3 separate regions of the Homo sapiens genome follow, and regions 1 and 3 are each linked to region 2. The links are chromatin contacts, found by Hi-C in ENCODE. All regions are on one chromosome and are shown on one strand. Each heading gives the region's core, a stretch centred on a gene start or an enhancer-like site at or near the end of the contact. The rest is flanking DNA. Distances are from core to core; before and after follow the strand shown. Region 1 holds the start of MARCHF7 (membrane associated ring-CH-type finger 7). Region 2 holds the start of ARL5A (ARF like GTPase 5A). Region 3 holds the start of WDSUB1 (WD repeat, sterile alpha motif and U-box domain containing 1).

Evidence for each region. Hi-C counts contacts between places; a loop is a spot of excess contacts on that map. Pooled maps may share reads with other maps.
Region 1: a loop to region 2 is called in a map of CD8-positive, alpha-beta T cell, with 22 times the contacts of the local background. The contact joins the promoter of MARCHF7 here to the promoter of ARL5A in region 2. A Hi-C loop is called at or near these places in 2 of 168 maps with a recorded cell type or tissue (CD8-positive, alpha-beta T cell and naive thymus-derived CD4-positive, alpha-beta T cell) and 6 of 50 pooled maps.
Region 3: a map of CD8-positive, alpha-beta T cell shows a loop between it and region 2 (15-fold over the local background). The contact joins the promoter of WDSUB1 here to the promoter of ARL5A in region 2. A Hi-C loop is called at or near these places in 2 of 168 maps with a recorded cell type or tissue (CD8-positive, alpha-beta T cell and naive thymus-derived CD4-positive, alpha-beta T cell) and 4 of 50 pooled maps.

What each region holds. Positions count from the first base shown.
Region 1 is chr2:159,710,638-159,714,391 of GRCh38, forward strand. MARCHF7 (membrane associated ring-CH-type finger 7) reads left to right here and starts at 1,869. Exons shown (of 12, transcript NM_001282805.2): 1 at 1,869-1,969. It also overlaps a transcript of BAZ2B not described here. RefSeq lists silencers at 1,318-1,827, 2,348-2,467 and enhancers at 1,444-2,110, 1,878-2,157.
Region 2 is chr2:151,826,303-151,830,161 of GRCh38, forward strand. ARL5A (ARF like GTPase 5A) reads right to left here and starts at 2,119. Exons shown (of 6, transcript NM_012097.4): 1 at 1,829-2,119. The coding sequence starts at 1,874. RefSeq lists silencers at 1,735-1,784, 1,835-2,344 and an enhancer at 2,395-2,444.
Region 3 is chr2:159,284,766-159,288,851 of GRCh38, forward strand. WDSUB1 (WD repeat, sterile alpha motif and U-box domain containing 1) reads right to left here and starts at 1,938. Exons shown (of 11, transcript NM_001128212.3): 1 at 1,818-1,938. RefSeq lists silencers at 1,772-2,211, 1,898-2,067.

The sequences.
Region 1 (3,754 bases), core at 619-3,118, 7.9 Mb after region 2:
TCATCAGTGGTCTTTATTTACTAGCACCAATAAAAAACTAGAAGCTCTGTTTAGCATAGGAAATTGGTGTCATACTCACTTTATAATATCATCAGTGCTGGGTGGGGACAAAGCCATAATCTGCCAAAATCTGCACCATCCTTGCCAGGTTTGGGAGTTCTGTAGAGTAGTTACCACTGCCAGGTCTGACTGCCATAGCTCAGGAAAAGGGTGCAGTCATTTCTCTTAGCATAATCTTGAGAAGATGTCTAAGAGACCTATGTAATATTAAGTCACAGAAAGAAACAATATTATTGGTGGTTTAGACATGGAATGTAATAGCTAACAATTACGGAATGCTTACTTGTTTCAGGAACTGACGTGTTATCTCATCTAAACAATGCTACAGAGCATGGGTACTGTTATTAACCCCGTTTTACAGGAAACCTAGGTTTAGCAAGGTTAAGGAATTGCTTGAGATAACAAAGGTAGTAAGAGGCAGGGGTGGAATTTGAAGCCATATAGTCTGGTTCTTCAGGGTGTATACATCCGTGTATCTATAACCACAATGCTGCAGGGGCACTCGAACAGGCTGGAAAAGAATTATTTTTCTTTAAAGGGCAAATTAATTTCCTCAAAAGTAATCTCTGTTCACTTTATCCCATACCAGATGCTTATTTTCATTTCATATCCTAAAAGTTAGATTGGCACTTACATGCCAACTTAAAATACCTTTAAGTCTTTAAAATTTATAGTATTTTAGAATTTATCATAGTGAAACATGTACAGTCTGTTAGTCCCCAAGACAATAAAATAAGGATGATAGTGACTGATACTCCATTCCCTTCCGATGTAATGACAAACACGTAGAAACACTGTGTTTCATTTATTGGAATTATTTGGATCCAAAGGATTGCTTTTAATACCTTAACAAAATAGGTCATTAAAAAAAATCAAGTGCCTTTCAGTATTCTTCCAAGTTTCAATAACTGATCTTTTCCATTAAAAAACTTTTGATTCATTATTCCAAATCAACATATCATCTAAATATTTACACATAGTTAGATGTAGCTTTTCCCTAACCTACTCCCTTTTATTTATTAGTACTCATTTACATCTTAGTTTGCCACATTTACAGTTCTTTGAAAGTTTCATCTAATATTCACCAGACCATTCACCTCACAATTTTCCTCCCTCTTTCTAAATAGGTGAATTTGTTTACTGCAAAATCGATGGCTACGCTATTAAAGGTTACTATCACGATTTTAAAAGACATGATCACCATCATTTACCAAGATTCTTACCACAAGGAAATGATCACAAGGTTGGACAAACAGGCTCCAACTCTTAAGGGAAAGGGCTTGCAGTTAGATCACACAGGGCGGGCAGGGAAGCAAGCGGGGAGGGGTAGGTCGGAAAAGGCAGTGCTTGATTCAATTCAACATTCACTGCGCCACTTACCAAGAGCCAGAAAAAGAAAAAAAAAAAAAAAAAAAGCCAACCAGCTGGGCGTTATTTCGAGCACGGGGCCCTGCAGGTGGGCCTGTGGGCGGGGACCCGGCGCCCGGGAGGGAAGGGGCTGGCTCAGAGACTATAGACGGGCGGGGACCGCCCCGGCCCGGGCCTCCAGCGCCCGGCGCCCGCACACTCGCCAGCCCAGCTGCCGGCACGCCGGCCAGCCAGCCGCTGCCGCTTACCAGTGGCGCCTCGCTGACTCCCCGGGGGCAGCTCTTCAACGGTTCCCGCAGTCAGAGCACCACCCCGCGGTGGGGTACCTCCAGCCCGCCCGCAGCTCTCGGTCCCCGCCGCGCCGCCACTCTCGCGAGAAGCCAGGAAGTCCGCGAAGTGGGGGGAGGAGGAGCAGGGAGGGGCACTTAACGGTGGTGGCTGGTTCTGCGCCGGATCCGGGAGAGGGGCGGGCGCCATTGTGCTTCGCTGCCGACTGCATTTCCTCAGTCACGGGCCTAGAACTCCAAGGAGAAAGGCGGCGGTGCGTGTTGCTGCGAGTGGGACGCGCACTGGTCGGTGCCGGCTCAGGAGCCGGGGTAATGAGCTGCGGAGCTAGTTCTTCTCCGTCTTGGGCGCTAGTTCGGGACCAGGCCGCGAGTGGGGGAGGGGAGGAAACGAAGAGGCCTGGGGACGCGGAGGCCGCTTCCTCTCAGGATGAGGTGGAGAAGCTTGGTCCGGGGCCACCGGGGCCAAGGGGCCACAGCGCAGGCCTCCCTTGCCAGGGGCCTTTGGTCGGGTGGTGGAGTTTGTGGCGGGTGCAGGGGACAGATTGTGTGTCTTCCTCAGGGACGTGTGGCGGGTGACGGGAAGAAGCCTGAGCCCTCCTTTGGCGCGGGGCGGCCTCCTCTTGGGCCGTGGGGCGGGGGGTCTTCGGAGCCCTGCGGGCCGCGGGTGTCGCGCGTGAGCTCGCCGGTGAGCGCGGGGCAAAGGCGGGCAGGGCTCCGGCTCGGCCAGCCCGGCCTCGAGTCGAAGTGACTTCGGTAGCCCCTTAGATTCGGCCAAGATTGTCTTATTGGTAACGTCAGTTTTTGAATATCGTGACGCCCTGAGAGTTATTTTTGTGTTGTGGTGAATTGTGGGTTCTGCAACTCGAAGTAGGTGATTGTATTAAAAATGGACCTGTTGGCCTAAGAAGTAAAAATATAGAAGGCGCCGGGAGTAGGAAACTCCCTCATTTTGGTGAAACTGCGTATTGAAGATGTGTGTCCACCCCCTCACCCCAAAATGCTGCACTTAATACTTTTTCTCAAGTACCAAAGTAAATATATTGGGAAAGTCTATCTGGGTAATAAATTCGTCACGACTAATGTTGTTTGTTACTATTAGTTAAATGTGTGAAAACTGAAATTTGGCGAGGTTTTCTCCCCCATTTTGTAGGATTGATTAGCTATTTTTCTGATTACATGTTATTTTAAATCTCCACCTTTCTGTCCAGAACCAAGATGTAGGATTAAAGATGAATTTTCGATTTAAAAATCCAATAGTATACAGTTATTAAGAAGGCACACATGTAGTGTAACTAGATCTTTTACTTGAGGTAGCAAAAAGTTTGTTTGAGAAATGAGGTCAGTATAATATTTTTATTTAACAGCTCTACAGCATTTTGGGAGACAGGACTGGTGCATGAGGCAGTAGCACCAGACTCAGAAGACCTGGGTTTGAGTCTTGATTTTTGCCATAGTTATTTAAGTTCACGAGATTGTCTCAGAAACATGGCAGTTAATTTCTAGAGAGGATTAAATTTGCTGAGGTGGTGTGTGAAGCAGTCACTAGGGGACATAATACTAGTCTTGGTTTTTTTCCAAGTTTAGTGCTGGGTCAGGTGTCTTGAATTAAGAATTCCTACTTATTCAAGTACAAATGATTTCTTTTTTCTGCCACCTGGAAGAGGGCTATTTTCCCAGATAAAGCACGAGGATGCCCAGGTTATGTTCTACATGAAGGTGTCAGGTAACGAACTTGGACACAAAAGTCATCCATGACTCTCATGTAGCCAATTTTTAGTCCGCTCCATACCCACCTTACACAACTCTTTTATCTGCTCTATGTTCAAGAATCGTCTACATTTTGACATTTTATTGTAGGAAAATAATTTTATAATGCAAAATCTGTCAAATATCTTAAAACTTTTTTAGATAATTTGTAATTTGTTGTAGTCAAATTACAAATTATGGAGAGCTTCACATTACAAGAATGAGCTTGACATGGCATCTGCCCTCCACAACTCACTGTTTAGTCATCAGACTAATGTATAAACAACTATTAT
Region 2 (3,859 bases), core at 869-3,368:
TTAATTTCCGCCAAACTGCCATAAATGTCCCGTCAAAAATTACCACAAAATACAGGTTATAAAAACACTACTATTAGCAATTTGTAGTGATACCAGAGCACACACCCTTATTATTTACTACTCCAAGGAGCTGTTGGCAAAGTTCTCATTTATTCTTAACTTACAGAAACAAATAATTTTATCATTGACTCAAAATAGAAAGTGGTGATAACTCTTTTTCTGGCAGCACTAGAGCTCAATTCACAGTCTTGCTAAACCTCACAGCAGATGAAACACTAGCTTTGCTAAAAATAATACAAAATGATGGATGTTAAAACTAGAATAGATCTTATCTACTATAAGTACCATCAGTCTTACAGCAATGTACGTTTTAATATTTGCAATGTAGAAATAAAGTTTACAAGATTTGGAAGCTCCACAGATCCCTGGTGTTCTAGGTGAGAAAACCTAGACCAGAAAACCTGAGAGTTCAAGTGACTGCTTCCCACTCTCCTGCTCCCAACACTAACAGCCAGTCCAGTCAGAGACAGTGCTGATTAGAACTGATTTTCTCTACTTTATGAAAAATCCTCTTATCAGAAAAATTGATACTGCCCTTTCTTTCGGTATCACGTGACCTACACATCTGTGTGTGTGTGTGTGTGCGTAAAAGATACATTAGGGATCACAAGTTCTAGTTCTGCTTGCTTCCCCTAAGCTTCTTAAAAGAGCAGCTAGATCATGAAGGAGGAGGTGGTAGTAGTAGGTGTACATAATAGATGCCACCATTCACGTAAGTCTTTATTGGAAAACTGGGACGTGACACCATCAGCTTACACAACAGAAAAACACAAACTAAGTTCCTGACAGCGGAATGATGAACCACCCAACTTGAGTTAAAAAGAAACAAAAGTACACCACTGTATCTTAATAAGTATCCAGTCTTTGGGTTAAAATTGTATTCTCTTTCCCCAGTTTTAGTCATTTTGTAACAAATTTTAACAAGCCTGATAGGTATTTCATGGCCATGTCTGAAGTTGGCTGAACTTAAGCATCCCTATATAACACACTTTACACTTAGTAACTTGCTAGTTACCTATGGTTAACAAATGTTTCATATGGTATGTTTTTAAAACTTTCAGTGAAACACTTTAACATTTTTAACCCAGCAAAACAAACAAAAACTGTGTCTAATAACCCACACGAGTAGAAAAATGACCTTAAGCTTAACCTTAAACACAGATATAATAAGTAAAACAAATGGAGAGAAGTCCATCTCTATTCAGGAGGCAGAAGAACCCCCCCTGCCCCCAACACACACAAAGACGGGTGGCAGTGGAGGGCAGGCTCATAAACCAGAGGTGTAATGGACAAGTCGAGCGATTCCTCCCGTTTTCCGCATTCTGCAACCCTCGGTCGCTCAGTGGTGCGGTTAGGGCAGCAATCTATAACCTTCATTCCAGAAGACCCCAGCACTTCTATGTGGTGTCCAAACACAACTGGTGAGCAAAGAAAGGGCTGAAAGACAGGCCAGGCCGTGCTACTCAGGGACGTCGGACCTAGGGCAAGAAACCTTTACCACTCTCATTCGAAATCGGAGCAATGGGTCTATTACGGAAAAGACTTCTTAGGAAGGTCTCCTAAGACAAAGGGCTGCGAGTCAGGAACCATCCCCAAGCTCGGGAGCCGGGACCGAACCGTCCCGGGCCCGTATCCGCGCAGCCTGCACCCCGCGCTGAGCTGGCGCCCGACCGAGCCGCCCACATTCCGAAGTATTCGGAGACCCCCACCTAGCCGGCCCGAGCTGACCCTCTCCCCAACCCGTACGCCCGCGGACCGAGCTCCTCACCCTGGTGATTGAACAGTCTCCATATTCTAGTGAAGAGAATTCCCATTCTCGGGCAGCGGACCCCCCCCCTCCAGACACCCGGGCCGCCTGGCTTCCCCCGGCTCAGGCTGAGGGGGAGGAGAGAGACGCGCTGGAGCCTCCGCCTCTGCTGCTGCTCCCGCGCTGGTCGCGGGCCCGCTTCCAGGGAACCGGAGGGAGGCCGAAGCCCAGGCCGCCCTGCCGCGCGCAAGGCCCCGCCGCTGCCGCCGCGGCACTCGCCTGGCTCGCGGACATCGCCGCCGCGTTGTCTGCGACGAGCCTCGCGGGCCACCGTCCTCCCCCAGCTCCTCTCGGGCGGCTGCGGTGGCGACGACCACGCGGGCGGGGGAAGTGAAGGGGCGGGCCTGGAGGGACGTGAGTGCGCAGGCGCGCGGCCAGAGGGGCGGAGCGTAGGAAAGGGCGCCCGCCCTGTCCTCGCTTATTTGCATAACCAAGACTGCGGAAGGCGCAGGACTTTACCCTGGGACTGAGGCTGTGAAGACCGCAAGTTGGGGCAGATGGCTTCCGACTGCTTGCTGTTGCGTCCCCGAGTATTTATATTTCCCTCGAATCTTCTCCACTGCGCCATAATGTAAACATATAATTGAGTACCCCATGTCCATCCCCAACCCTTCACATACACTACACTTAAAGTTCCACGTCATGACTCTTTAAGACATTGTGTCCCCTGTGGGTCTTTGAGGGAAAAGTCTGCTGCCCTCTGACACTCAGCTGAAGTCAGTGGCCTTACCTAGATAGTCACCTTAAAGCCATTTTTGCACTTCAGGGCTCTTTTCTCTCCAATCTCTTAACTCTCACGTCAGTATTGCCCAAAACAACGATTTTGATCAAGTCACTACCCTGTTTAAAAACCTTTAGTGGCCACCAAAGCTCCATCCCTTTCTGTTCTCGTTAACCTTAGTAAAAAGGAAAATAAAGAAAAATTGGGAGACTTGTAGGAGCCATTTGAACTGCTTTGCACTCCCATCCCCAACAGCTGAATGAAATTAAGCAAAATCAGCAATAAACCGCACCTTCCCAACTCACTTCTCCTAACTACCCAGTATTTTACCTCAAAATATAGAAAAGTAATTTCGTTGACTTCTTTTGGGGCTTTATGGTTAAAAAGCCAAAGTTTAGAGGAGCCATACATGAAGGGAAGGAAAATCATAGTAATCCATATTAATTTATGTATTATCATGTCTGGATTTACTTAATATTCTGTACACTGTTTAGAAGAACAATGTAGTTTGTATAACCAATTTGCATTAACTCTGTAATATTTCCATTCTCGCACACCGTAGGTAATGCTTTGGTAGCTCTAAGACTTTTTCAGACTCCCACACAGATGTCAACTTATGAAATGGATGTCATATACACATTATGTGATGGCGGAGCTTCATATTTTACAATCTACCCAAGGAAATGGTCTCCCAGGTTATTTTCCGAGTGAAGAAAGAAGAGAGAGAGAGAGACAGAGACAGAGAGTTTAAAGACCAATTTATCTATGATTACAGAGAAATGCAAAATGTCATTGGAGAGACTTCTGACTTCAGGCATGAGAGAGTAGGATGGTTTGAATATATCCTCCTACCATTAGCAAATAGAAAACTGCACAAAGTACAGGCAACGACATTTCAGATATTGAAAAACACATCACAGTACTGTGATTCTTTGCAAAAGAGAAAGGAACAGGTGGAGTCTTACCATTTCCTGGACTTTATCCCTAAAAGCAATTCCCAGTCAACTACGGAGGAAGTGGGAACCCAAATGAGAATCTGGAAACCTCTTAGAACTGAAGACGCATATCAGCATTCCCAGAGATCAAGGTGACTAGAATTTGTGAAGCAGAGTAACTGGAAGGAGGGAGCTACACAGAGAAAAGCTCTGGAAACCTGTTAAGGGGCCATTGAGTCTTTGGCTGCATATCAATTTGTGCTCGTGCAGTATGAACCCCCAAGAGGCTGGTCAGTCACAATTCCTGAGGAAAAATAAGTACCAGGAAACTGTAAT
Region 3 (4,086 bases), core at 688-3,187, 7.5 Mb after region 2:
TGTAATCAAAATCCTATATAATTCCCGCCTGCCCACTTCTCAGATCTCAACTCTGGCCACTGTCCCTCTCTTCTTTCCAGCCTCCTTGGCCTAACAGTCTTCCGTCTCCATAAAGCGGTTTTCTCAAGCTGAAATGTTCTTGCCTCTGCTCTTGGGATCCTATTTGTCATTTAGATCTCAATTTCAGTGTCTCTCCTCAGAGACGGTTTCCCTATTTAAAGTAGCCACTCCCTAGGCTAGCACATCACTCTATATTCTCAGCAATTACCACCAGCATCGGATATTTGTTAAATTGTCTCCTCCGACTAGGATGTAAATCCCAAAGGAGTAGGTACTTTGCCATCTTGCTCATTTCTGTATCCACACCATGTAAAACTGTCAGGCACCTAATGTACTTAAATAAATATAAGTTGAATATTTATTTTGTTCGAGCCCAACTGAGTTCCAGCCTTTAAATAATCCATATGTAATATGAAATTAGAAAATCTACCAAGACTAAATATATATACACACACAGAAACATAACTGACGGTGGAAAACTGGTGTCAAGTGAGGCAGAATCAGCTCTGAAAGGGGCAGGTATAACCTTGACTTGTAAAATTGATAATCCTTTGTCCTAGTCTTATTTACGGAAACACCTCTACCAAAGAAAAAAAAAGTCTGGGCGCGATGGTGCACACCTGTAGTCCCAGCATTTTGGGAGGCCGAGATGGGTGGAACACTTGAGCCCAAGAGTTTAAGACCAGTCTGGGCAACAAGGCAAGACCCCATCTCTCTAAAAATAAAAATAATTAGCTGGGTGTGGTGGCGAGCACCTGTAGTCCCAGCTACTCGAGAAGCTGAGGCGGGAGCATCACTTGAGCCCCGGAGGTGACGCCGGCGGTGAGCTGTGATTGCACCACTGCACTCTAGCCTGGGCAACAGAGCAGGACCCCATCAATCAATCAAACAAATATTAAGGCATAAGGAGCATGCCTTTCCCTATCTTCATCTTATCCTTTTAGGATAAGTTCAGCTTCTTTTCTTCGAACATAAACTCCAATAAAGCCTAAAAACCAAACACGAAAATTTCTGGTAGACTATCCCTGTACTGCTGTCTTGAAAACAATCAAGACCAGGTGGTGCTTTCTGGAGAGCTCGCAAATCCCAGCTGTGCAAGTGCGCACAGGTGATTTTCCAAACAAACTCCGGCTCCCAGCCCTCTGCCGCACTCAGCTCCCTTTGCAAGTTCCAGGGCATTCAGTGGGAAGTACCGAGGCCACCGTCAGCTGAACAGTTTGTTTTGAAAAAGCTCTCAGGCCTACCCAGGACCTGCCTTGGGGTAGGGGGGGCGGTGTGGGCGTTCCCTCGGGCCTCGGCTGTCACGCGAACAGTAAATTCCCGGGCACACCAGGTCAGTTGGCCAGCGTAAACACATGAATCCCATCTCATTCAAAGCAAACCCGAAAGGTGTCCAGCGCTCCCAAAATAAAGTCCGCCACTTACACCCCCCATGCACGAAAGACCAGGAATGTGCCCCCCTCTATGAGCGGCCGGGCCTCTGTGGACTGAGCGACCCCAGGCAAGAGGGAGGCCTGGGAGGCAGGGAGCTCACCCGCAAGGGGCTTCCTTCCACCCGACGCCGACACGCCCGCCCTAGCCCCGGGCCAAGGGTGCACGAACCACGCCTCGCCGCACTCAAGGTCCCGGTTGGGCCCTGCTGCGCGGTTAGAACCGGGAAATGGAGGGCTCAGACGCCCCGCGCGAGCAGGCCCAGCCGCGCTTCCCCACCTGCCGCCACCGCCGCTGAGCCGGCCCGTGGGCGCGGCCGCTCTCACCTGCAGGAGCGGGGGCGCGCGGGATCCGCCTTCAAGGTGCCCACGGGCGGTGCGGGTCACGTGCCGCGCAGGTGAGGCTGGCGGGGCGGGCGCCGGCGGAGACCCAGAGCAGAGGGAACAGGCCCCGCCCCCGAACGCCCGCGGGGACCCAGAGCGGAGGGAACAGGCCCCGCCCCCCGAACGCCCGCTGTGACCCAGAGCGGAGGGAGTAGGCCCCGCCCCGCGAAAGCCTGTGGAGACCCAGGGCGGAGGGAACAGGCCCCGCCCCCGGGACCGGCCCCTGAGGCGGCGCATGCGCGCTCTTCCGCCCGGACTGCGAGTTCCTCCCCAGCTTCTGGCTCCTAGGGTCAAGGCGATTTCAGGCTTGGAAAGGGACTTCCGTCGCAAATCTTTCTGTTTTTGCTAAAGCTGCGGTCGCAAGGCCTAGTGATCGCCTGAAACGTCGTTTTAAAGGGGCGTTGCATGGAATGTTCGGCCATCCCTGCTGAAAGTTTTTACCTCTTTCTCCAGTTCTCCACCCTGCACTGTGTACTCCGAGGCCGGTCTCCCAGATTGGCCTTCTCTATTTCGGCCACCCTGGGCGGTCCGTGACTTGGCGTCTTCTGCCCTCGCCTCCTCATTCGGGTTCCCCTAGGGGTCTCTCCCGGGCAGGCTGCCTGCCCCGGGCCCCAGCCCTGCCGTTGGGTGGGTATCCTGAGCTCACTGGAACCCCGGGCGCCTTTTCTTCAGCCTTTCCCAGTGCGTCCCACTGGCTCACGGTAGACTGGTTTCCACGTGTCATTGACTACAAAGTGGCCCTGCCAGTGCTTTTTGAGATAAAAATTATCCAGAAAAAAAAAAGTTCCTGAGCAAATTACCACTTGTTAACTAAATGCACAACATAGTGTGGGACTATGTTCAGATGAAAATCAAAGATACAGAGAGCTTTTATTTTTAATCCATGAGGAAACATTAAAAATATATCAGCCTGTGGAGACCGAAGTTACATTTGAAGAGTAATGACCTAAAATGCTCACATTTAAAGATGAAATTGAGACCGTGGGAAACTATTTGCAATGAAAAAGATTAAGGGGAAAGGGAAGATTAAAAATTAGGATTTTGTGAAGTTCTTGTTAATTTTTTAAAATTAGCGGAGTGCATCATGATTGAGACTTTGAACACCAAATTCCATTCCAAAGTATTGCCAAAACAGTATTTTTCTAAAAACAAGTTTTTGATTGTATAAATAATAGAGCTCTCTGTAGGAAACACAGAATATATAACAGGAAAATAAATAGTCAATAATTACACCCCTCAGAGATCACCCACTCAGAGATAACATTTTCTCTCAGTCTTTCAGAAAAACTAATTTTACAAAAAGTCCTGGAAACTGCCTTTTTAAACAAACTTGTGTCATGAGCTGTTCCCATGTCTAAAATTTCATTAGCTTTTTTTTCTACATAATGGTCTACATATAAACATACCATAAATTATTTAACATTTTCCCTGTTGCTGGATGGTTTCAACAATTTTGATCTTAGTGTAGATAATGCTGGATTAAATATCTTTGTACCTAAATCTTTTTCTTTTAGCCTCAATATATTACCACGTTATGTACATAAATCTTTTTCCATATTTATGAATATGTACTTAGGATAAAAATTGAAATGGAGGCCAGGTGCGGTGGCTCACGCCTGTAATCCCAGCACTTTGGGAGGCCAAGCTGGGTGGATCACCTGAGGTCAGGAGTTCAAGACCAGCCTGGCCAACGTGGTGAAACCCCATCTCTACTAAAAATAGAAAAAAATTAGCCAGGCATGGTGGCACGCACCTGTAATCCCAGCTACTCAGGAGGCTGAGACAGGAGAATCTCTTGAACCCAGGAGGCTGAGGTTGCAGTGGGCAGAGATCTCCCCATTCCACTTCCAGTCTGGGGGATAGAGTGAGACTTTGTCTCACAAAAGAAAAAAAAGGAAATGGAATCACTGGGCATAAAGGTGTAGACAGTTTTAATAAGTATTACCATACTGCTCTTCAGAGAGGTTGTACAGTTTACACTCTCAGCAATATGTAGTTGTGTTTGTCTCTCCACTTTCTTGTCAAACTTGAGGGATACCTTTTTTATCTACACTAATTTGTGTGTGGGTTTTTTTGTTTGTTTGTGAGATGGAGTCTTGCTCTGTCGCCCAGGCTGGAATGCAGTGGCAGGATCTTGGCTCATTGCAACCTCTACCTCCCAGGTTCAAGTGATTCTCGTGCCTCAGACTCCCAAGTAGCTGGGATTACAGGC